Regions from separate parts of the Homo sapiens genome. Here region 1 is linked to region 2. A link is a loop called in an ENCODE intact Hi-C map of the cell type or tissue named here. Cell type or tissue: mammary epithelial cell. All regions are shown on one strand. Links, peaks and the distances in the headings refer to the core of each region. The heading gives the core; the rest is flanking DNA.

Region 1 (11,943 bases), core at 2,393-10,392, 61 kb after region 2:
CTGACTAACAGCCCGAACCCTTTTAGCATTCTACATCACCGAACCCTTAGAAAGATGGGGCTAGAATATTCAGTGGTTCCTGAAGGTACTTCTCAGCAGCACCTGCCATGTGGCAGGAAATGAAAACAAAACAAAACAAAATTGGCAGAAGCAGAAGGCCTCACCACACGATTCTGTTCTGATGACTGAACCTCAGGCTGTATAAGGAAAGAAAACACTTGGTCTCAAAACTTCATTTTAAATACAGAGCTTATTATAACTAAAGAATTACCATAAGTGGTATCTATCAAAGTAATCAAAGAGTTTTTTAGGCTGTTTTCCCAATTCTATTTTACCTTCTTCAGTTTTCCTTCTCTCCATCTCCCCACCCAAATAGCACCCAAATGTACAAAATTTGTACATTTTTGCATTTTTATGACATACCTGGAAGAGATTAAAGCAGACGCAAGGAGTACTCTCATGAAGGTGACTTTTGTTACGGAAGGGCAAATGGCAGGACATGAAATGATGGAAAGAGCAAAGTGGGTCATAGAACCAGAAACAACCCTGGTGGGAATCCATTAAGGGGGTGGGCCAGACCCTGGACAGGGGTAAGCCTGGCATGCTGTGACATATTAGGTCTTTGCAGAGTGTCCTGACACCTGGCTGGGAAGCACCCATAGCTTAGAACCAAAAATATGTTTTGAGCTACCAGTTAAGTTTGCTCACCAACATGTGATCACCAATAACTACTTCTCTCTACTATACTCAACAAGACAGGCTGATGATCAGTGGCCAGCATTTTTTGAAACCTGCTACTGAGCTAATGCAACCTGCAAGGCTGAAGCCCATTCAACACAGAACTTGGCCTTATCATAGTCTAAGACAATGGCCTGAAGTCCTCCTCACTAAATTCAGTGTGTTAGATCAAACATTAGTGAAAACCTGGGCGAGAAGGAAAGGGCTAGCAAGAAAAGACAAAATGTGTGGAAATAAGACGGATGGAAGCAATGCTGACAAGCTGTAACTTTGGAGATACCCAGTAGTGCAGACTCTGAGGTAAACGGTCAAGAGCAGAGCTCCTTCCACCTGCAGTTATCCCCTCCACGCAGTCTACTCCTGGCCCTCTTCCAGCAGGCACTCGACACATGGACTCCTCTGATACACCTTCAAGGACTAGGGATCCCTGTGGCCAGGGACACAGAGGAAATATTTTGGTCTTCGTGAAGCTATGAAGGTGTTGATCCAACACTGTGGGCTATGTATTTCAAAACTGAGAAACAAGTCATTCGTTATCTTAAGACAACACATAAATCGGATTTATCTTAAAGAAAAGGGTTGTCTCTTTCTGAAAGATGGACTCCTTTTTGCTTCACAGTTTTCAAGCACATCTCCTGTCCTACATGCGTTTATATATAGTTACAGCAGCAATGGTTTATTTACATTCCTCCACTGACTGCAGAAAACCACAATCTATTTGTAATTATAATACCCTAAAAATAAGTTATTTGATTCTTTCAAATGTGAAAAGTAACAAGTGGCAACATTCTTGTTAAAAACTCATATAGAAAGTTGGTCATTTGCAAAACAGGTCTGCCAAAGGCAAAAAAAAAAAAAACAAAAAAACAACAACAACACATACACATTTAGAGGTTTTAAAAGCCTATTCTGGTTTTTCAAGCAGGGTATACAGAAACAAAACATCAAATTAAATGACTTTAACTCAACTAGAAGTAGGAATTAATATTATTCCTTTCTCTGACATTCAAAGCTCATCAGGCAAAGTTCTCAAGACAGTATTTTCTTGGCTTACACTACTTGAGACAAAAGTATTTCCTAGTGATTAACATTACGTGACCCTTTCAAACCTGAGCAAAGCTCGCCTAACTATTCTAAAATGGTATTACAAATTGAGTATTCCTTATTGAAATGTCTGGGAACAGAAGTGTTTCAAACTTTTTCGGATTCTGAAATAGTTGCATGAAATTTACTGGTTGAGCATCCTGAATCTGAAAATCTGAAATCCGAAATACTCCAATGAGCACTCTCAGTATCGTGCTGGTGCTCAAAAAGTTTCAGATTTTGGAGCATTTTGGGTTGTAGAGCATTTTGGATTTTCAGATTCGGGATTCTCAACCTGTATTTGAAAATGGAGGCTGGGTGTGGTGGCTCACAACTCTAATCCCAGCTACTCAAGAGGCCGAGGTGGGAGGATCGCTTGAGTCCCACCAGCCTGGGCAACACAGCGAGACCCTGTCTCTTCAAAAAATAAAAAATTAGCCAGGTGTAGTAGAGTACGCCTGTAGTCCCAGCTACTCAGGAGGCTGAAGTGGGAAGATCACTTGAGTCCAGGAGGTCGAGGCTGCAGTGAGCCATGATCATGCCACTGCACTACAGCCTGGGTGACAGAGTGAGACCCTGTCTCAAAAAAAAAACAAAAAAGAAAAAGAAAAAGAAAATGCACCAAACACCACATAAAAACAACTTTAGTAGGCCAACCCTTGAGCAGAGAAAAATCTGAAAATAAGCCAGTATTTATCTCATACTGCTCAAGTTCCAGCCCTATATGGCACAGACTTTCAGAGACATGTTCCCTATTCTCCATCTAGTTTTTCACAGCACTCTAACAAAGCCACTAAAAGCAAAACTTCACAACAGAAAGGTAGCCAAATTTTTTTTAAAGATTCTAAAGTGTAAGTGTGCAAAAATGTATACAAGGCAATTTTTAGATTTATAAAAGTACGAATGATAACCTAAACGTCCCTCAGTGGGAGCTACCATTTACCAGGTGCTTGCCATGTGCCACCCACAAGTATAGCACCCTACGTGTATCACCACGTGTGATGCTCACAACAGCTCTGTTAAATGGGGATGAGACACATCTCCAGCCTGCAGATAAGGAGGCGGAGGCACAGTGAAGTTGAGTAAGATTTCAGCACAGTTGCTGGCAGGGCTGGGATACGAATATAGAGCTTGAGCTCCCACCACCATCACATTCCACTGCCTCTCATGAGAGGGAACTTAAAGAAATGATGGCTTCTCCAAATAACACAAGGCCATGCAGCTCTAGTGGCAGGGGTTTTGACTGATGACCATTGTAATTCCCAGGAATACAGTGTGCCTGTGCCTAGCATATCATAAATACTCAATATGACCTACAACATATATTACATATACATTCATACATACATAAATAAAATGCTTAAAAGGGGAGGCTAAAATAAGAAATAGGGAACATTTAATTTTATGTACTTCTCATGATTTAAATTTTAGGCAAGAATATTACTTTTTAGCCGGGCGCGGTGGCTCACGCCTGTAATCCCAGCACTTTGGGAGGCCGAGGCGGGCAGATCACCTGAGGTCAGGAGTTAGAGACCAGCCTGGCTAACATGATGACACCCCGTCTCTACTAAAAATACAAAAAATTAGCTGGGCGTGGGGGTGCACGCCTGTAATCCCAGCTACTCGGGAGGCTGAGGCAGGAGAAACGCTTGAACCCGGCAGGCAGAGGTTGTAGTGAGCCGAGATCATGCCACTGTACTTCAGCTTGAGCAACAAGAGTGAAGCTCTTGTCTCAAAAAAAAAAAAAAAAAAAAAAAAGAATATTACTTTTTAAATTATTTTAAAATTTTGAAACAATCTCAAACTTATGTAAATTTGCAAGAATAGTACCAAGAACTGTCTCTCCCCAGAACCATTGAGGGGAAGTTGTCAACTTGAGGCCCTGTCACCCTGAATACTTTAGTATGTGTTTTCCCAAAAAACAAAACCAAATCACTAGGCCAGGGACTGTGGCTCACACCTGTAAACCCAGCACTTTGAGAGGCCGAGTCGGGCGGATCACTTGAAGTCAGGAGTTCAAGACCAGCCTGGCCAACATGGTGAAACCCAATCTCTATTAAAAATACAAAAATTAGTCGGGTATGGTGGCACATGCCTTAATCCCAGCTAGTAGGGAGGATGAGGCATCATGAGAATCGTTTGAACCCAGAAGGCGGAGGTTGCAGTGAGCTGAGATCGTGCCACTGCAGCACTCCAGCCTGGGCGACAGAGCCAGACTCTGTCTCAAAAGAAAAACAACAACAACAAAAACCAAACCACAGTCCTACATAACCATAATACAACCATCAAAATCAGAACATTAACGCTGATACATTTCTATCATTAAATCCTCAAGCCCCATGTAAGCTTCGTCACCTGTCCCAGCAATAGCCTTTATAGTAAAAAGATCGAGGTCAGAATCACATATTGCATTTAGTTGACATGTCTCTTTAGTCTCCTTCGGTTTAGAATCATTCTTTGGTCTTGCTTTGACTTTCATGACCCTGAAATTTTTGAGGATTACAGGCCAGTTATTTTGTAGAATGTCACTCCAACCAGGTTTGCCTATCATTTCCTCATAATTAGATTGAGGTCATGTGCCTTGGCAGGAACACTGCAGAGGGAATGGTGTGTTCTCTTTGCATCCTAGCAGGTGGCATGATTTCAATTTGTTCCACTGCTGGGATTACCTGGTTAAGGTGGCATCTGCCAGGCCTCTCCATTGGAAAGTTGCTCTTTTTCTCCTTTGTAATCATTAAGTATTTTTGAAGAAGTACTTTGAAATTTAGAGAACCCATTCTTCAAATGCTGAATTTACTGATAAGTCCGTACATAGGTTTTCTTACAAAGTAGGTGAAGCTGTGTGAGAACTCTTAGTTTTCTTTTTTACTCAGCAGGTTCTAATCCATGACTATCACTTCTTAAATTTTGAAATAAACTCAGATTTGGCCAGTGGGAACCGCTTCAAACTGACTCTGGGTCCTTTTGGCATGTTTTCATCACTCTTTGAAGACTTCTTTGCTTTCTAACCCAAGATGTTCCAGGCTCATGTTAAACATTCCTGCTCCAATCCTATAATCAGCCATTTCTCCAAGCAGCTGGGGTTCCTTTTAGTGGAAAATGGGATATAGAAGCCAAGATCTAGAAACCTGATACACTCACTGCTATTGGAATACTGCTGTTCCCAGGCACCCTCCCCCTCTACTACCAACAGAACTAGGAAACAGATGTGCGTATGTATGTGCACACACATATGCATATAAATACACATGCATGCATGCCTTTTGCAAAGATTTTATTGCTATTTTTATCGGTCCTTATTAAAATCCAGGCATTCACACCAATACTTCTGATTCCGATCTAGCATCACAGGGTTAATTCTAGCTGTCTCCTTTCCAATATCTGTAATGTTCTTCAACAGTGAGAGCTGCTGGGGGCCATTATCCTGAACATACTTATTTCATCAATCCTCCTATATTCAACCAATCAATACAGGAAGGGCATCCCAGAAGCAATGGATGCCCTTCTCACCTCTCCTGGGCTCTGACACAGCACACCAGACCCTCCCTCCTCATCCTACTCAGGCTCTGATACCCCTGGCCAGGCCAACACCTTGCTGAGCCCACTTAATAGCCTCTAGGACTGAACTGTTCAGGAAGGAAAAGAGAGAGAAAAGAAGAATGCTTTTAAAATTAAAAAGAATTAATGTAAAAATGTATTTTTTAAAGAATATCTGTTAAGTTAGAACTTGTAATAATTCAGACGGCCAAACTAAAATTCAACTTTGCATCATCTATGAAGAACAGGTTTGCTAAGTAAATTAATAGTGTAAACAAGCTTGTAACCCAGATATTTAACCTACTTAAGAAAACTAATTGTTTTCAAGCACTTTAAAATCACTGGGCATGTACTTGCCTTTAATTATTGTCTAATTACAAATGACTTCTATTTTCTTCGTTATAGCTTTGATAAGCCTTCTGATTATGCTTTAAGAATTACAACTTAAACTCAATACAGTTTAGATCCTTTAAAAATGTCTTTATTAATCAATTGGTTTTTCAATTAATCACCTGAAGTAAACTTTTTAACCATTCAGTGATTTTTCTTTTTTAGTTAATCTGTCATGTTGCTTAAAAAGAAAAAATGGGCCAGGCATGGTGGCTCATGTTTGTAATCCCAGCGCTTTGGGAGGCTGAGGTGGGAGAATCACTTGAGCCCAGGAGTTCAAGACCAGCCTGAGCAGCACAGGGAGACCCTGTCTCTGTTAAAAGAAGTTTTTTTTAATTAGCCAGGCACGGTGGCTCATGCCTGTAGTCCCAATTACTTGCGTGGCTGAGACAGGAGGATCTCAGCTTGAGCCCAGAAGGTCGAGGCTGCACTGAACTATGAATCGCACCACTGCACTCCAACCTGGGCAACAGAACAAGACTTGTCTCAAAAAAAAAAAAAAAGAAAAAGAAAAACGCCTTTCGGCTGGGTGCGGTGGCTCATGCTTGTAATCTCAGCACTTTGGGAGGCCGAGGGGGGTAGATCATGAGGTCAGGAGTTTGAGAACAGCCTGGCCAACATAGTGAAACCCCGTCTCTACTAAAAATACAAAAAATCAGCCTGGGTGTGGTAGCAGGCACCTGTAATCCCAGCTACTTGGGAGGCTGAAAAGCAGGAGAATCGCTTGAACCCGGGAGGTGGAGGTTGCAGTGAGCTGAGATCAAGCCATGTGCTGCGCTCCAGCGAGGGGCAACAGTGTGAGACTCTGTCTCAAAAAAAAACAAGAAAAACACCTTTCAGCAGCCAGCCAGGGATGCTCCCAAAGACCTCCTATTCTGCACACGATCAGCACAGTCTCATTCTCCTGTTGTTTATCATGAATGCAGTGCTGAGGACACCATAAAGCCAGCAAGCTGTTCCCGTCATCTGCATCCATATTTTAAGACACTCCACTTTATAATACAGGGATTCAACCAATCAATTAGCAAATCACTCTGCACTGTGTTTAAGGCAGCTTGGGAAGAGAAGAAAATTTTGGTGGAGTTACAGCACCCAGTTCCTCCACCTCCTCATGTGTACATGGCTGCAGCCTGGTCACTGAGCTGTCAGCACTCCTTTTTTCTTATGAAGATAAAACCATCCTCCACATCAGGTTGTTGGGAGGACTAAATGAGGTAATGGAAGTGTGTGCAGCATAATAGGCACTTAATGAATCAGTTCATGTCCCTTCCCCCCGACCAGAGCCTTATGGAAAAACTCAGCATGACTCAGAGCAATGTTTTAAAATTTGGTTACACAGAACCTCAGAGAGAAGCTACTGCAGAGTACAGGTCATAACTGCGAGCCTGAACCACATCTGCCCTATCACTGCCCCGACCCAAACAAAGGGAAACCAGAAAAAAACATCAGCAAGAGTTCCAGAAAAAAACATCAGCAAGAGTTCCATAATCTAAAAATGAGCAACCAACTCATCCCTGCCTCAGGAGAATAGAAATATTCTAGGAGAAAGAAATGAACAAATAAGCTGTTTTTTCTACCCTGACTTCCAAATAAAGGTGCCAACAAGTCCTAGAGACTCCAACGAGGCCCAGTTTTAGGGTCCTGGACCACTGAGGCACTCATTTATTCAGTGGTGGGTTATCTGGTTTTTACCTCTAGATCTATTAAGTACCAGTAACTATTAGGATTTAACATGTGATAGAAGAAGATCACATTATTAAAAATCCATTAGAAAGCCCCACCTCTACAAAAAAATTAGCCAGGCATGGTGGTGGAGCCTGTAGCCCCAGCTACTCTGGTAGCTGAGATGGAAGGACTGCTTGAGCCCGGTAGGTTGAGGCTGAGATTGTGACATTGCACTCCAACAGACTGAGACCCTGTCTCAAAAAAAGAAAAAAATCCATTAGAGGTAAGCAATTTTTAAAATCAAAGGTGTTAACAATATGATGCACTATGGGCCAACCTAGCAGTGTATTAAAAAGAAAAAAAAAAAAGGCTGGACGCGGTGGCTCACACCTGTAATCCCAGGACTTTGGGAGGCTGAGGCAGACGGATCACGAGGTCAGGAGATTGAGACCATACTGGCTAACACGGTGAAACCCCGTCTACTAAAAATACAAACAAACAAAAAAAATTAGCTGGGCGTGGTGGCGGGCGCCTGTAGTCCCAGCTGCTGGGGAGGCTGAGGCAGGAGAATGGTGTGAACCTGGGAGGTGGAGCTTGCAGTGAGCTGATATTGCGCCACTGCACTCCAGCCTGGGCGACAGAGCGAGACTCCGTCTCAAAAAACAAAACAAAACAAAACAAAACAAAATAAAGCTGAGGATGGTGGCTCATGCCTATAATCCCAGCACCTTGGGAGGCAAAGGCAGGAGGATTGCCTGAGGTCAGCAGTTTGAGACCAGCCTGGGCAACATATCAAGGCCCCGTCTCTACAGAAAAATTTAGCCAGGTGTGGTGGTGTGCACCTGTAGTCCTAACTACTTGGGAGGCTAACCCAGGAGTATTGTTTGGCTCCAGTTTGAGGCTGTAGTGAGCTAAGATCGTGCCATTGCACTCCAGCCTGGGTGACAGAGCAAAGCCCTGTCTCTAATAAATTAAAAAAAAGAGAAGACGACAAAGGCAAAAAAGCTAGTCCCTAATAGTGAATCAAGCAGAGCTGGAAAGGTCCCAGCAGGTTAGACATTTCAAACACGTGGCCTCAAAAGAAAACACTGGGATCAGGAATTAATCTAAGAATTATCAGTAAATAATGCCAGATGATCTATTTGCTCTATATTTTCAATATCTGAAATATCTAAACTTCCTTGGCATGTAAGATGATGTGGTTTTGGTGTGTTGTTTCTTTTAAAACCATTATAATTTGTTTACATCCAAGAAAATATAGTGGCAATCCTTCCAAATTGCCTCAAGAGCAAAGCCAGACATTTAAAAAATGCAAACAAAAAAGGTACCATGAACATACATTGTTGTCTCTGCAAATAATTCTTCTTCACACAGAAGGATAAAGCTGTCTGCATGTGTCATTTGCAAAGCCTCTGCGCTTCCAAAAGGCCTCCAAGCAAAATTTAAAGGAGGGCTCCCAGCAAAATTTAAAGCAGGTCTCCCCTGGGTTTACAAAGGGCCTAGACCCTGAGTGATACATCACAGGACTCAGACGTCCTCCCCAAACCACTGCAGATGCACCAGTGTTCTGTAGCAGGAAACACCAGTTCGCCTCCTTTTAGGGACCACAGTGCCTAAAAGTCTCCCCCTCCCCTTCCCCAAGCTGGTGGAGGGACCAGCCACTCTGGCTTTTCTTCTCTATTGGTGGGGGGAGGACAAGTAAACACAGAAGCTGCTACAGCTCAGAGAATTCACAGGCTGATTGCATTTAAAGCCTTTCCCAATTGTGAGATGTTAGGCATCTTTGTTTCCTATTAAAGGACATTCAAGCATGTGCAAAGCAGGTGGGGAAAACTAAGAGTTCTGTATCAAGGACACTGCTACCTGAAATACAGATATTTCTTCTAAAAGGGAGGAGACAGTTCACAGCCCCCTTCCACACCACGCCAAATATTTCTTCTGGAAGGAAAGCTGGCCCAGCAACTTCAGGAAGCTACTGCAATGCTACCTGGCCTGGGAGAAGTATTTTGTCTGGTTTCTTCCTAGGGCAGAATACCATAATGCCCAAGCACAGAAGCTCAGCAGCCGAGGCCATCGGGGTCACTTCCTACCTGTGTAGCCTCGGGCAACACAGTCTCTCCGCACCAGCTCACAGGGTCTTCATGAAGATGAAATGAGTTAGCACAGGTAAAGCACACAGGAATGCTCTGCCCGGGGTTTACCCCAGGAAGTGCTATCTTAAGCCCTTCCAAGATGTAAATTCCCACCTCCTCCAACCCAGACTCCTTCTTCTTTTCCTTTTCTTCAGACCATTTGCCTGCCCCTGGTTCTTTTATTCTCAACCTAACACGCACTGTCATGCATATTCACCAGCATTCTCCAAAGACCTTGCCCCCTGGTTATCCCACACTACCTTTCTAAGCCTATCCTCACGCAACCTCAGACAAACCCCAACCCCAACTAACTGTGTTCTTCACCTTCCCTTGCTGGGGAAAAAAAACCCCTGCACAGCCACAGATCACTGCAATTACATATAACGCATCTCCTCTCTCAGTGAAGCTCTTAGGGCTGGCAGCCGGTTCTCTTTGCAGTCTTTCTTTTTTTTTTGGAGGGTGGGTGGCGCTGTTCCACATGTTTTATCTTACTTCAAGTTCTTTTTCCCACTCAGACTTCACCTCCTATTCCTACTTTACAGAAACAGTGAATGCTTCCCAGGAGAACTCCCTCAAACACCCTTCCCTCCATTTCCATATTTACTTTTCCTTCTCTGAGGCTAACCTGTCTTCTAGGCAGCAAATCTCTCCCCATGCCTCAGGTCTCTTCTCTGCGGGGAGATTTTTCTCCCCAGGACATCCTCTCTTCCAGGTACAAGTCAACTAACTTTATGAAGTGCCTACGGAGTGCCAGGCTGCAGTCCACAGATGATGGAGGTAGAGCTCATCCTCACGCCTTCAATGCTTACCTCTCTGCTAGCTCCTTCCTATTTGTGCTTCAGAAGGGAAGCCCAACCAGGGCAGCATTTTTCAATCTATTTTTGCTCACTGCTTTATCCCCAGAGACCAGCATAGCTCCTGGAGCATATGAGGCACTCCTAATTATTTGCTGAGTTGTTTCAAGTCATCTTTGATTCACTTATTCATTCAACAAATGGTCACTGAGCACCCTCTGTCAGAAGCTGTGCAAGTCCTGGGGTGACGCTGATGAACACTGTGAGTTCCTCCTGGAGAACTGCTCAATGTATTGCCAGGGAGAGACCCAAAAACCCTTGAGGAGACTTTGCCACGCGACAACAAGAAGCAGGATGAACAATGCGCTCGGCTGCTGGGACTCACTGCAGCCTGATGGATGCCAGTGCTCCTCAAGGCCAAATCTAACTGCCCTCATTCAGGGCTTCCCAAGCTGACCGCTGGGGCGCCGGCCCTAAAATCCTTCCTTTTCGGGTTTCTCTTGCACCATCCTTTTTCCTGTTCTCACCCTGCTCCTCTGAGCAACTCCTAAGGGAGCACTGTCACTCCCATGGCCTAAAGGACCACCTCTGCATGTAAGTAAATGGCTTCCAAGCTTCTGCCTTGAGCTCCAGACCCTTATTTCTGCCTGCCAAGTTATATTAAATGTCTGGCAAATCTAAACATGTCCAAAGCCAAACACATTGCCTTCTACCCCTGCTGTTCATCCCACCACATAGCCCAAACCCCTGCTCTACCCACTGACCGCCTACCCCAATTTGTGGCATCATCCCTTCCCCCAGCCTGGGGCTGATCTAGGATCCCTCCCTCTTTCTCACCATAGCTGATGGACTCATCCCACTTCGGAAGGAGCTCGAAAATCTGGTCTTTACTTTTTTTTTTTGAGGCAGAGTCTCGCTCAGTTGCCTATGCAGGAATGCAGTGGCTCGATCTCGGCTCACTGCAGCCTCCGTCTCCTGGATTCAAGCAATTCTCATGCCTCAGACTCCAAAGTAGCTGGGACTACAGGTGTGCACTACCATGCTTGGCTAATTTTTGTATTTTTAGTAGAGACGGGGTTTCACCACGTTGGCTAGGCTGTCTCCAACTCCCGACCTCAGGTGATCCACCCGCCTTAGCCTCCCAAAGTGCTGGGATTACAGGCATGAACCACCACACCCAGCCTGGTCTTTCCATCTTTATGGTCACTACCTTAATTTATGTTCTCCACTTGTCCCTCTTGCTTTGACTGCCTGTCCCTTCCACCGGATCCTTAACATGAAAATCAGTGGAGGCAAGTTTAGTTTTTAAAACTGCTTTCTACGGGATAAAATCCAAATTTCTGGGCCAGGCATAGTTGCTCACACCTATAATCACAGCTGGATCTTATCTCAGCACTTTGGGAGGGCAAGGTGGGAAAATCACTTGAGGTCAGGAGTTCGGGAGCAGGCTAGGCAAAAAAGCAAGATCCTATCTCTAAAAAATAAAAATAGGCTGGGCGCGGTGGCTCACGTCTGTAAGGCAGGTGGATCACTTGAGGTCAGGAGTTTGAGACCAGCCTGGCCAACATGGCGAAACCCCGTCTCTACTAAAAATACAAAAATTA
Region 2 (11,943 bases), core at 2,210-10,209:
GGTTGGGGGAGGTGCCGTTGTTGGAGGAGGCTCCCGAGCCCCAAGTGGAATTTGCATAATTTGAAGCAGCAGCACCTCCAAGGGTTGAGTCTGGGGAACAGATCATCTTATTAATCACAGCTTCAAATGCATTCATTACCCATTAATCCCTCAAAGGGGCTCTCCTTTGAGCTCTGCCCTTAGGAGAGCTGATCACATGCCAGTTTCTCTCAACCCAGTTGCTTGTATCACAACTGTCTTAGTCATCTCTTTTTTTTCATTTGCCTTGTGTTACACCGGTTAAGTCTAACTTCATCTCTCTCAAAGCTACGTCCTTTGCCATTCCTATTGACAGAGAAGGGCCTTCTTGTATCTTGGGACAAGGCAATAGCAATGGCACTCTAAACTTGCTCTGTATCTTCAACCTACTCTAAACACCCCTGGCTGGAGCAATCTTTCTAAAGCACACTTTTGATTATATCACTGCTGTATGGAGAACCTTCAACAGTTCCTTAGTGCACAAGAATAAAGCTGAACTCCTTGGCCTCGAATGTCATCAAGATGTTCCATGACCTGGGACCAACCAACTTTTCTAGTCTTATCTTCTACTACCTCCTATGTAGATGTCAATATTCGATACTACTTGACATTCCACAACTTGTGCCTTCTCACTCTGGCACCATTTCACGTTGGCACCTACTGTGTTTTCCTGCTGAATTCACACAGTGAAATTTACTCATCCTTCTGGGCCCAATTCAAGTGTCATTTCATCTGCGAAGCTGTTTTCAAGCTCATCACCTGAAAATAATCTTTCCCTGTCTAGAGCCATTTTGCTCAGTGCTGTGGCACCATGTTCACAACTTTCCTTCCCCATGTTAGCGTCTTTTAGGCAGAGACCCTAACTTGCTAACGTTAGAATTCCACACAGCAGCCAGCACAATGCTGCGGAGTAAGCATCTGCTGAATGATGAATACCCACTGAGCCACTGAGCTAGGTGCCCAGGGTGGCAGGGGTGTCACATGAGTATGAATTAGGCAGAGTTCACAACCCCAAGGAACTTAATCTGTTAAATGAGTCTGGCTCACCATATATTTTGGTGGAATTTACCATATTTGGTGGGAAAAACATGTTTTTAATGAGATCATTTCTTCTAAATTTATTTTGGCTTCTTTAACCAGGCAGCTTTTAATCAATTTGAAGTTTCAAAAAGTATTATACGGAGGCATAGAAAAATAAAAAGCATAGAAACCGAAACTCGAGATTTAGGGGCCTCCTCCGTTTTAATAATGTGGACTCTGACTCACACTGGACCCCAGTCTCCACCTAGGCCTGGCTACACTCGGCTGCAGAAACTCCGCCTGACAGGGCCTGCCCCTTCACATGCTTCCTTTTGCAGCTGGTTTGGAGAGCCAGGAAGGAAAGGCCATGGGTAGGGCTTATCTCTGCAGGAAGTCTGTGTCACCACGAGGTTTCTTTCCATCCTTACTCTGCACACAGCAAGATGGTGACCAAATTTTCTAGGCAATTATTTGTTTAAACTCAGAACTCAAATAAAGCATCCTACTGGTGACAACCATCAATTCATTATCTTTGCCAATGCCTAATGGTATTCAAGCTCTGAATTTTAATATCACCCCAAAAGACATTTTAAGTTGAAATCTGTTAATAAACTTTAAAAGATATTTAGAATTTCTTAGCTGTTAGTTGACTTAGTATTCATCTATTAAAAACTCTCACAACTTTTTTTTTTTTTTTTTTAAGACGGAGTCTGGCTCTGTCACCCAGGCTGGAGTGCAATGGCGCGACCTCGGCTCACTGCAAGCTCCGCCTCCTGGGTTGACGCCATTCTCCTGCCTCAGCCTCCCGAGTAGCTGGGACTACAGGAGCCCGCCACCATGCCTGGCTAATTTTTTTATATTTTTAGTAGAGACAGGGTTTCACCATGTTAGCCAGGGTGGTCTCGATCTCCTGACCTGGTGATCCACCCGCCTCGGCCTCCCAAAGTGCTGGGATTACAGGCGTGAGCCACCGTGCCCGGCCAAAAACTCTCAAAACTTCTAGTAGAACCTTTCAGCTAAATATCCCTTATTTCTACATACAGTTTTTAACAAAGCTCAAAATCCAGGGCCCACAAAAAGAAATACTGAGTTTAAAAATCTAATTTAAAAACTATAGTATTATTTTAGAATCCTCCGAAGATTCTATATTGCAATGTAGCAAATCATTTTCTCTATCCTCCTAGCATTCTGGAAACATAACACAGGCATCTAAAGATTCGCCTTCGCACAAGCCCCATGTCCAATTATGCCCTGAACACATATGACGGTGGAACTATGGAGGCTCAAATTTGTAACACTCTAGTCTGAGAAGGAAAAAAGGCCCCCAAAATAATAAGCAACAGCAGTTAAGTTAGCCCTTATGCCAAGAGCACACACTTACGGAACACTAAACCTCAGTTCCAAGAATCACCAATACACATCGCATACTAGGATCCTCTCTCATCTTTTGACTAATCCCAGTGGTTTATATAATGAATGGCTTTCCTGGACTTTACATCAAGCAATGCAAACAAAGTGCTCTCTCTCTGTCAAGCTGCCATGCATTCGATTCACAGGGTGCCTTACCTGGCGCAGTCCCACTCTCACTCTGCAGCAGCGCTCCTGTCACTTGTGCGTTGTTTGGGTTTGCTCCAGGTGCTGTGCAGGGAGGAGGCCCTGCCCCACCCCCAAGGAGCATGCAGGACGGTGGAGGGGGCTGCCCACGTTTTAGTAACACTTTGTGGTCCTGCTGGCAACGGAATCGCGGCGGCACCTCCCGAGGCATGTAGCGGGCGGCGCTTGGCGGTTGTCCGTTCGGCACTGCCACCCTTTTGGCATTGTTGCCACCATTGACTGGTGGCGATGGAGAGCTGCCAATTGGGCTGGCGGCCGTTGGTTGGCTTAAACTTGGTTTCGTCACTTCGGGCACTAAAAGAGAGGGGTTGGGAAACAGTCTTTGAAATACATCAAATACATTTTTTCTAAAAATTTTAAAAATAATTTTATTATTTTATTTAGAGATGGGGTCTTGCCATGTTGCCCATGCTGGTCTTGAACTCGGGCTCAAGGGACTCTCCCACCTTGGCTTTCCAAAGTGCTAGAATTACAAGAGTGAGCCACTGTGCCTGGCCAAGATTATTATTTATTTATTTATTTATTTATTTTTGAGACGGAGTCTCACACTGTCACCCAGTGTGAGTGTCGCCCAGGCTGGAGTGCAGTGGTGCAATCTCCGCTCACTGCAACCTCCGCCTCCCAGGTTCAAGCAATTCTCCTGCCTCAGCCTCCCAAGTAGCTCGGATTACAGGCGCCCACCACCAAAACCAGCTAATTTTTTGTATTTTTAGTACAGACAGGTTTTCACTATGTTGACCAGGCTGGTCTTGAACTCCTGACCTCATGATCCGCCTGCCTTGGCCTCCCAAAGTGTTGAGATTACAGGCATGAGCCACTGCACCCAGCCTATTTTTTATTTTTTTGAGATGAGGTCTTGCTGTATAACTCGGGCTGGAGTGCAGTGATCTTGGCTTGCTGCAACTTCTACCTCCAGGGCTCAAGTGATCCTCCCACCTCAGCCTCTTGAGTAGCTGGGACTACAATGCATACACCACTATGCCCAACTAATTTTTTTTTCCTCCTCTAGAGACAGGGTTTTGCCATGTTGCCTACCTAGACTGGTCTCGAACTCCTGAACTCAAGCTATTTACCCACCTCGGCCTCCCAAAGTGCTGGGATTACAGGTGTGAGCCACCACACCCAGACCCTGGCTAAGATTATTTGTAAGAAAGCTTACATGGTACCAATTCTAACAAAGTAACTTCTCCTTTTACTCTACTCTCAAGGGAAACAGTTTTTCCAAATTCTCCACAATCTCTCCAGTTTGCTGAAGGTAGGATGAAGGTGGCGGCTGACAGTGACAAGAATTTAAACACAGCAAGGTCATGGAATACATTCCATTAATTAAGGCGGAGAGGGAAGCAATCAACATTCACTCCCCTAAATCAACAGTGGAATTAATTCCCTGAAGTGCTGCCTAGAAGAGTTAAATGTCCATGGCAAAGTCCTTGGGAAAGGTTTCAAGCCTCAGTCCAAGGGTCCCTTCCCTTCATCCACATTCTTAAAAGATCTACCCCTGAGTAAACTTTATTGAAGCCCCTGGCCTAGATGGGCTAAACATTCTTCCTAAGTGCTCCTGGAACACATCATCCATCTCTCTCTACCATGAAAATTCTCCATTCAAAAATCCATCTATCTCTACCACCGAAATTCTCCATCTACAAGTCCCATCTCTCTCTATCACAGAAATTCTCCATTTACAAGTCCTTCTCCCTCACCAGGCCATGACTTCCTGAGGGCAAGGACCCATCTTTCATCTTTTCTTTCTTCCTTAGGGCATGGCACAGAGTGGACTCTTACAAGAAACTCCAGGCCTAGAAAATCACAAACTCAGCTTGGTTCTGGTTTCTACAGCTACCTGGACTCAAAGACTTGCACCGCTCTCTGTGTAAATACTAGAAATGTTACAAATCTTTTTGCTTTTCTTTAAAAAAAAAAAAAAGTGTTTCTTCCCAATTCTTTAAAATAGAAATTTCAAAATGTAAATACTTTTTCTGTTTACTTTAAATCATTTGATTTTTTTAAACTTAATTTTAAAAATGGCCCGCACACAGCGTGGGAATGTCGGGGCAACCGTGAAACCGCACTCTGCCGGACCCTCTGGCTCTTCCCGTCGAACATACAGAGAAGGCTCTCTTAGATCTGTACCTCCCTCGCTGCATGCTGCCAGAAGATCACTACCCTCTCCATAAAAATCTACCTGGCAAATAGAGGCTGGAAGTCGTACAGAAATAATCATCAAGCCTGACAGTTCGGATGATTCTGAGGCCCAAATCCCTGCCTCCCAGGGTAACGTCAGGGCCAACTCTGGGGGTAGTACTGCTTTGACTGCTAAAATGATGCGGGGCCAGCATGTTGCTTGCTGAACTGGCTCCTTTATGAGAGAGATACATCATCAGAAATCAGGCGGCCCAATCTATGCCACTACTGGACATTAACATACTGTGGGTGACAGGAGAAAAGAGCAGGTGCCTGCAGCAATTTCCAGGTAACCCCATGTCTAACCTCAGCTAATCACAAGGCAGCACCAGGCCTCCCAGTAAGGGGAGGGGGAGTGGAGGTCAGAGGATCCAAAATCTGATGAGCAGAATAAATGTGTGACTTAAGAAAATAAAATTAGTCGGCCAGGCGCGATGGCTCACGCCTGTAATCCCAGCACTTTGGGAGGCCGAGGTGGGTAGATCACAGGGTCAGGAGATCGAGACCATCCTGGCCGACATTGTGAAACCTAGTCTCTACTAAAAATACAAAAATTAGCTGGGCGTGGTGGCATGCGCCTGTATTCCCAGCTACTCAGGAGGCTGAGGACGAGAATTGCTTGAACCTGGGAAGCGGGGGTTGCAGTGAGCCGAGATCGTGCCACTGCCCTCCAGCCTGGGCCACAGAGCAAGACTCTGTCTCAAAAAAAAAAGAAAAGAAAATTAGTCATTATCTAATATTCATGACCTATAACAACAGATGGATACATAACTGGTAAATGAATGAATGAAGATTATTTAATATTAATTTTCTATCTGTTACTGGAGGATTCTATAGCACAGGGCATTCGCAATCCCCTTTTATCTTATTATGAGAATAAACAAGAAGTTGGCAGAGACTGGAGAAATTCATCCCAACTGGTTTTTAGGACAGAAAGAGCTATGTTTCTGTAAGGCTGCCCTGCTATAAAGGTCAAGAATCTTCATTATAAGTTACCCAGGTCTACTACATACTTTTAACTCAATCCAGAAAAACAACAAGACATGACAGAGTGACCTGCAGGACTGAGGGCTGAACACCAGTTTGACTCACTTTAAAACATTCACAGCACTGTTTCAACTGAAGAAATTTGGTAGGTATCACGTATCATGTAAGATTCCTTGCAAAAGTTCCTCAGGGCACTTTCCCACCACATCAGAGACAGAATGGATTGTAAATGATAAAGTCATTATAAAATGGGAACACACCTCAACCACTTTCCTCCCAATACAGTGTGCTCTGGCCCAGGAGATTAGTCATTCAAACTCCAGGACATCATGTACAAATAGGTCAAAGTATAAAAAGAAAAAAACAAAACCTCCAGGAAACAGTCAGAAAACGCCCAAGACACCACCTTAGTCATAGCAAACTGTGTTTCAGCACCTGAATGAATTCTTACTCTATTTTTTAAATCACACCTTTCTGTGAATCCAAGAATGTTAAGCTTTTAAAGGCCAACCAGAATTGCCGGCACTAATTGGAGAGCAACACAGCTTTTCAGGCAGGATGTCTGATCCAAATTGACTCCCAAAGTCCAAACTTAAGACATCAGAATCAGTGTGCATCACCCATCATCATGGTCCAGAATGTTAGACGATAAAGGGCAAGAGAAGCTATCATTAAAAGTCTGAATATGTTACTTTTCAGGCTGTCTCTTTTCTGAATCTTAAGGATTTGTAAGTTGTGCAAGTTTTTCTAAAGATGAGCTGTTCAAAGTAAGTGCATAGTTTCTTATCTTCCAGAGGAAAGGTTTGTGGCTTAAACATGATCTCAGTACTATAGGGAAATAAAAACATTGTGGGGTAAAAAAAAAAAAAAAAAAAAAAAAAAAAAAGGCTGTGTATCCTATTTTCTGATTTCCATTCATTTACTTCTTTTTTTGTTTGTTTTTTGAGACTGAGTCTTGCTCTGTTGCCCAGGCTAGAGTGGAGTAGCAGGATCTCAGCTTCCTGCAACCTCCACCTTCCAGGTTCAAGTGATTCTCCTGCCTCAGCCTCCCGAGTAGCTGGCGTGCACCACCACGCCTCACTAATTTTTGTATGTTTAACAGAGACGGAGTTTCATCATCTTGGCCAGGCTAGTCTCGAACTCCTGACTTCAGGTGATCTGCCCGCCTCAGCCTCCCAAAGTGCTGGGATTATAGGCGTGAGCCACCGCACCTGGCCGTCCATTCATTTACTTTTTTTTTTGAGGCGGAGTTTCGCTCTTGTTGCCCAGGCTGGAGTACAGTGGCGTGATCTCGGCTCTCTGCAACCTCCGCCTCCCAGGATCAAGCGATTCTCCTGCCTCAGTCTCTCAAGTAGCTGGGATTACAGGTGTGCACCACCATACCCGGCTAATTTTGTATTTTTAGTAGAGACGGGGTTTCACCATGTTGGCCAGGCTGGCCTCGAACTACTGACCTCAGGTGATCCACCTGCCTCAGCCTCCCAAAGTGCTGGGATAAAAGGCATGAGCTACCGTGCCCGTCCTCCATTCATTTTCTTTTAAGAACCATTTACGTGCTCTAATAATTGAATCTCCTCCCCTTCCTCATCCCATTTTTCTTATTCCATTCTTGTATCTCACAGTTTAAACTTCCAATTGCCCCTATTTCTGAAAACTCCAATTAGATGCTACTTTTTCAGATAAAAGTGCTCTTTAAGAAACTTCCAAACCAGGCAGGGTTCTGAACACAGCAGCTGCACAGAACTAGTACAAACTATTATTTCCTTTAACTATCTCAATGGTATCAAACATAAAAAAGAATGACCTAGAAATGTTTTTAAAGTAGTAGTTAAAATACAAACAAGGCCTAGAAAAGATATTCTAGGCTGAACATTTTAAATCTGATGACATGCAGTGAGCGGTCAATGTGTACTGAACAATTTTCAGTAACCTCTCAGCACTGCCTCTATTTCTTTACCTTCCACTCCCTCCTCAACCCAACACACACTGGCTTTTGCCTTGAACATCTCCCTGGAAGTTTCTTTCCTCATAAGTCACTAGTGATCTTTGTTGCCAGTCTAACCAGCCCATCTTGGACCTTTCCTTCTTTGGTTTTTCTGCAGCTTCTGACACCACTCGTCATTCCCTCCCTCCCATTTCTGTGAGACGTGCTCCAGCTAGTGCTTCAGCTCTTCCTTTCCTCTTCCTGTGTGGGCTTCTCCTACTCTTGATCAGGGGGGATCAGCAAACTTTCTGTAAAGGGCCAGATAGTAAATATTTTAGGGTTTACTGGCCATATGGTCTTCATCACAACAACTCAACTCTGCACTTGTGGGGCCAAAGCACCATAGACAATGTGTAAACATATGAGTGTGGCTGTGCTCCCATAAAACTTTATTTACGGACAGTGAAATATGAATTTCCTGTCATTTTCACGTCTTGAAATATTGTCCCCATTTTTTCTCCAATAAATTAAAAAACGTAGAAAATATTCTTAGCTCATGGGCAGTACAAAAAAGTTGGCAGTGAGGCCAACTTTGTCCACGGCCATAATGGCAATCCTGGCTTTTGACTGGAGAATGGCAAATGAATTTGGCCATAAGTAGTGGCTTAAAAACAAAACAAAACAAAACAAAATCAATGTGACAATAGGGTCTGCACCCTTTCCACATTTCAGTTCCTTGAGTACAAACTCTTCCATGCTCTGGCTTTAACTACCACTTATCATCTTTCCCTTCCTCTCAAACTTGTTTCCTAGCCCCAATCTCATTTCTTCACCCTCAAAGAATGAACTTATCACCGAACCAGCTGCTCAAGTCAGAAACCTGCTTGGTATCTTAGACTTCTCAATGTTCCCCCACCCACATATCATTATCCAATCAATATTAAGTTAAACTAAAGCCTCTCTCAATTCCTGGCTAACACAGTGAAACCCCGTCTCTACTAAAAATACAAAAAATTAGCCAGGCGTGGTGGCATGTGCCTGTAGTCCCAACTACTCAGGAGGCTGAGGCAGGAGAATCGCTTGAACCTGGGAGGCGGAGGTTGCAGTGAGCCAAGATCATGCCATTGCACTCCAGCTGGGGCAACAGAGCAAGACTCTGTCTCAAAACAAACAAACAAACAAACAAACAAGCAAACAAACACCTGCATTAATAGACATACAGTATCCAGGAAGGGATTTACACTTCCTGCACCACACTGTGAAAAGGAACAGAGAGCAACCTCCATGGACCTTGTGTAGTTCGGGCCAGATTGGGCAAGGAATTTGTCAACTCAGGAAGGTTTAAACACCTGGCCTCCTAATCGGGTTCAAGTCCTCATTACCTCCTATTTGGACTATTTTCATGCCAATTTATTGGAGCCACATGTCTTGTAATACCTCACGTTCATTCACTCTCTTAGGGGCAGCCAGTTCCACCTCTGAACAAGTGGCTCCCCACCACTGTGTTAGAACACACAGTGTTTCTACAAGGTGTGAGGGGTGCTGTAAGTAGTTTATAAATTATTTAATGGAGGGGACCCCTCCAATATTAATAAATGAGAGTAGACTCAAGGTTACCCTGTACTCACTGTACTATGCCTTCTGAAATAGGCTCAAAACAAAGAGTGGTAGCCAACGTCCTGCGATGGCCCATAACCCCAGCTATGCTGATGGAGAAGGTGCTGCTCTCAGCTGTGTCCCAGTGGCAAAGGACAACACCTAAAAAATTTAACTTCTACTGAGCTAGAAGCTTTTCCCTGTTGGCTTTGACTCACCATTGGTGCTATCTGAAGAGTAAGTTTCACTGAACAAAATATCTGACAGATAATTACCAAGGAACTGTTAAGTGTCAGACACTAGAGCCCTTCAAATTTTTGAAGACAGTTACCTGAGGTTCCCCAAGCAGGAAGCCCTTCCCTGGGAGCTCAACGAACCCAGGTGTTTAAACCTTCCTGAGTTGACAAATTCCTTGCCCAATCTGGCCCGAACTCCACAAGGTCCATGGAGGTTGCTCTCTGTTCCTTTTCATAGTGTGGTGCAGGAAGTGTAAATCCCTTCCTGGATACTGTATGTCTATTAATGCAGGTTTGTTTGTTTTTGTTTTTTTTGAGACAGAGTCTCGCTCTGTTGTCCCAGCTGGAGTGCAATGGCATGATCTTGGCTCACTGCAACCTCTGCCTCCCAGGTTCAAGCGATTCTCCTGCCTCAGCCTCCTGAGTAGTTGGGACTACAGGCACATGCCACCACGCCTGGCTAATTTTTTGTATTTTTAGTAGAGACAGAGTTTCACTGTGTTAGCCAGGAAGGTCTCGATCTCCTGACCTTGTGATCTGCCCACCTCGGCCTCCCAAAGTGTTGGCATTACAGGCGTGAGCCACCGCGCTCGGCCTATTAATGCAGTTTAAGATCATCTTATGCTGATAAACTCTCATTAAAGCCAGCCATCACTCTAACATCTTTTTTTGTTTTGTTTTTGAGACAAGGTCTTGCTCCATTGCCCAGGCTGGAGTACAGTGGCATAATTATGGCTCACTGCAGCCTTGAACTCCTGGGCTCAAGCAACCCTCCTGTCTCAGCCTCCCAAGTAGCTGGGATTACACGCCTGTGCCACGGTGCCTGGCCCCTAACATCTTTTTAACAAGGCTCAATATCTATGTCCAACTTCCTCCATTACATAGTCTACGCAATTGGGCTTTTTAATCCTAAACTTAATCCTAAACTTCATCCCTGTTAAATCTGAACGATTACATCAATCCATCAAACTCTTTTAGTTCTACTCTAAAATCCAACGAAGGAGGATATTAGCTTCTACCTTAAGTGCTTTCTATTATTTGATACCTGGTAGCAAGCCAGCTCTAGCCTATGTCTTCACATAACCTCCACTTGAAATCTCTACCCTATTCCTCACAGAATTCTCACAGTTTTTTTTAATGGTGGAGAATACAGGAAGAATATATAATGAATACACTACTACTCTGAAATACAGAAAAATCTCACTTCAGTCCTCTACACAACCAGAGACTTGGCACCAACAGTCTTTTCTTTGTGCTTCTAGCAACTGTTGGGGAAAGATGGGTAGATTCAGAGTGAAGGGCAGATTGCCTGAGGAAGACACCATCTTTGGGGAAAGGAACACGTTCCCCAGACATGTCAGCTGAGGTAAGAGAAGAAGAAGGAGATTTACAGTACCAAGGTGGGCTTACTGGGAATAAAGATGAAGATGTGGCTGTAAACCTAGACCCAACAATAGAAAGGTCAGGCCCTCCCTCTGTTTACAGTCTTAACATACCCCAGGGACAACTGGTATTTTTACTTGCTGTCTAACAATTAAATCCCTTAGGAGACTGAAATGGCCTCTCACCTCCCTTTAGGATTATTTTATGTTATCTTTTGATTGGAGTGGTGGGAGGTAGGGAGAGTAGGGAGACTGTGAAACTGTATTTCATTATATAGTAGGTATGAGAAAGCCCCCAATTGGAAAAAAAAAAATTTGGTGGTGAGTAGAAAGGAAAGTTTGATTTTTAAGACTGGTAGAGGAAAGAAGAGTGTGTTTGAGAATAGGTCTGGTACCCCTCCCAAATTTTTTCTATAAGAAAAGATGCCTAGGCTGGGTGCAGCGGCTCACACCTGTAATCCCAGCACTTTGGGAGGCCGAGGCAGGCGGATCACGAGGTCAGGACACCAAGACCATCCTGGCTAACATGGTGAAACCCCGTCTCTACTAAAAATACAAAAAAAAAAAAAAATTAGCCGGGCATGGTGGCGGGTGCCTGTAGTCCCAGCTACTCAGGAGGCTGATGCAGGAGAATGGCGTGAACCCGGGAGGCGGAGCTTGCAGTGAGCCGAGATCGCCTGGGTGACAGAGCGAGACTCTGCCTCAAAAAAAAAAAAAGAAAAAAAGAAAAAAAAGAAAAGATGCCTAACAGATTTTCTGTTTCCCAACACCACTTACCATACAGAGGAGCTCAGTTCTACAGCACAACTAACACTTGGCTTTGCAAGCATCAGTCTTGTGGCCAGGCCTAGGAACCCAACCACCATGTTGCAGCAACCAGAGTCTAGACTATCCAGGAAAAAATGCCAGTTTTCTCATCTGCTGTCCCCATAAATCATCAAAAAGCCCTACAAATATAAATACTTAAGTGCCCAAATCCTTTTCT

What was found. A loop is a pair of places that touch in the nucleus more often than their neighbours do. Peaks named below come from ENCODE experiments on the same cell type or tissue, not always from the same donor. Only the 100,000 strongest peaks of a DNase experiment are listed, where the experiment ranks them.
Region 1: a loop joins it to region 2, with 1.9 times the contacts of the local background. A loop is called at or near these places in 7 of 110 quality-filtered maps.

What each region holds. Positions count from the first base shown.
Region 1 is chr22:40,191,915-40,203,857 of GRCh38, reverse strand. The region is part of intron 1 of TNRC6B (trinucleotide repeat containing adaptor 6B); the gene reads right to left. Among named protein-coding and RNA genes, the nearest start is that of TNRC6B, 20 kb to the right of the region's middle. RefSeq lists enhancers at 7,509-8,041, 8,042-8,576. In mammary epithelial cell, for the core only: a CTCF peak has its summit at 10,000; a DNase peak (open chromatin) is centred at 7,047; H3K27ac peaks cover 573 bases.
Region 2 is chr22:40,252,835-40,264,777 of GRCh38, reverse strand. It overlaps TNRC6B (trinucleotide repeat containing adaptor 6B), which reads right to left. Exons shown (of 23, transcript NM_001162501.2): 4 at 2,605-2,946; 5 at 1-90. It overlaps LOC124905121 (a long non-coding RNA gene), which reads left to right. Exons shown (of 2, transcript XR_007068107.1): 2 at 4,410-5,736. Among named protein-coding and RNA genes, the nearest start is that of TNRC6B, 81 kb to the right of the region's middle. In mammary epithelial cell, for the core only: no CTCF peak of the experiment used is centred there; a DNase peak (open chromatin) is centred at 6,057; H3K27ac peaks cover 1,458 bases.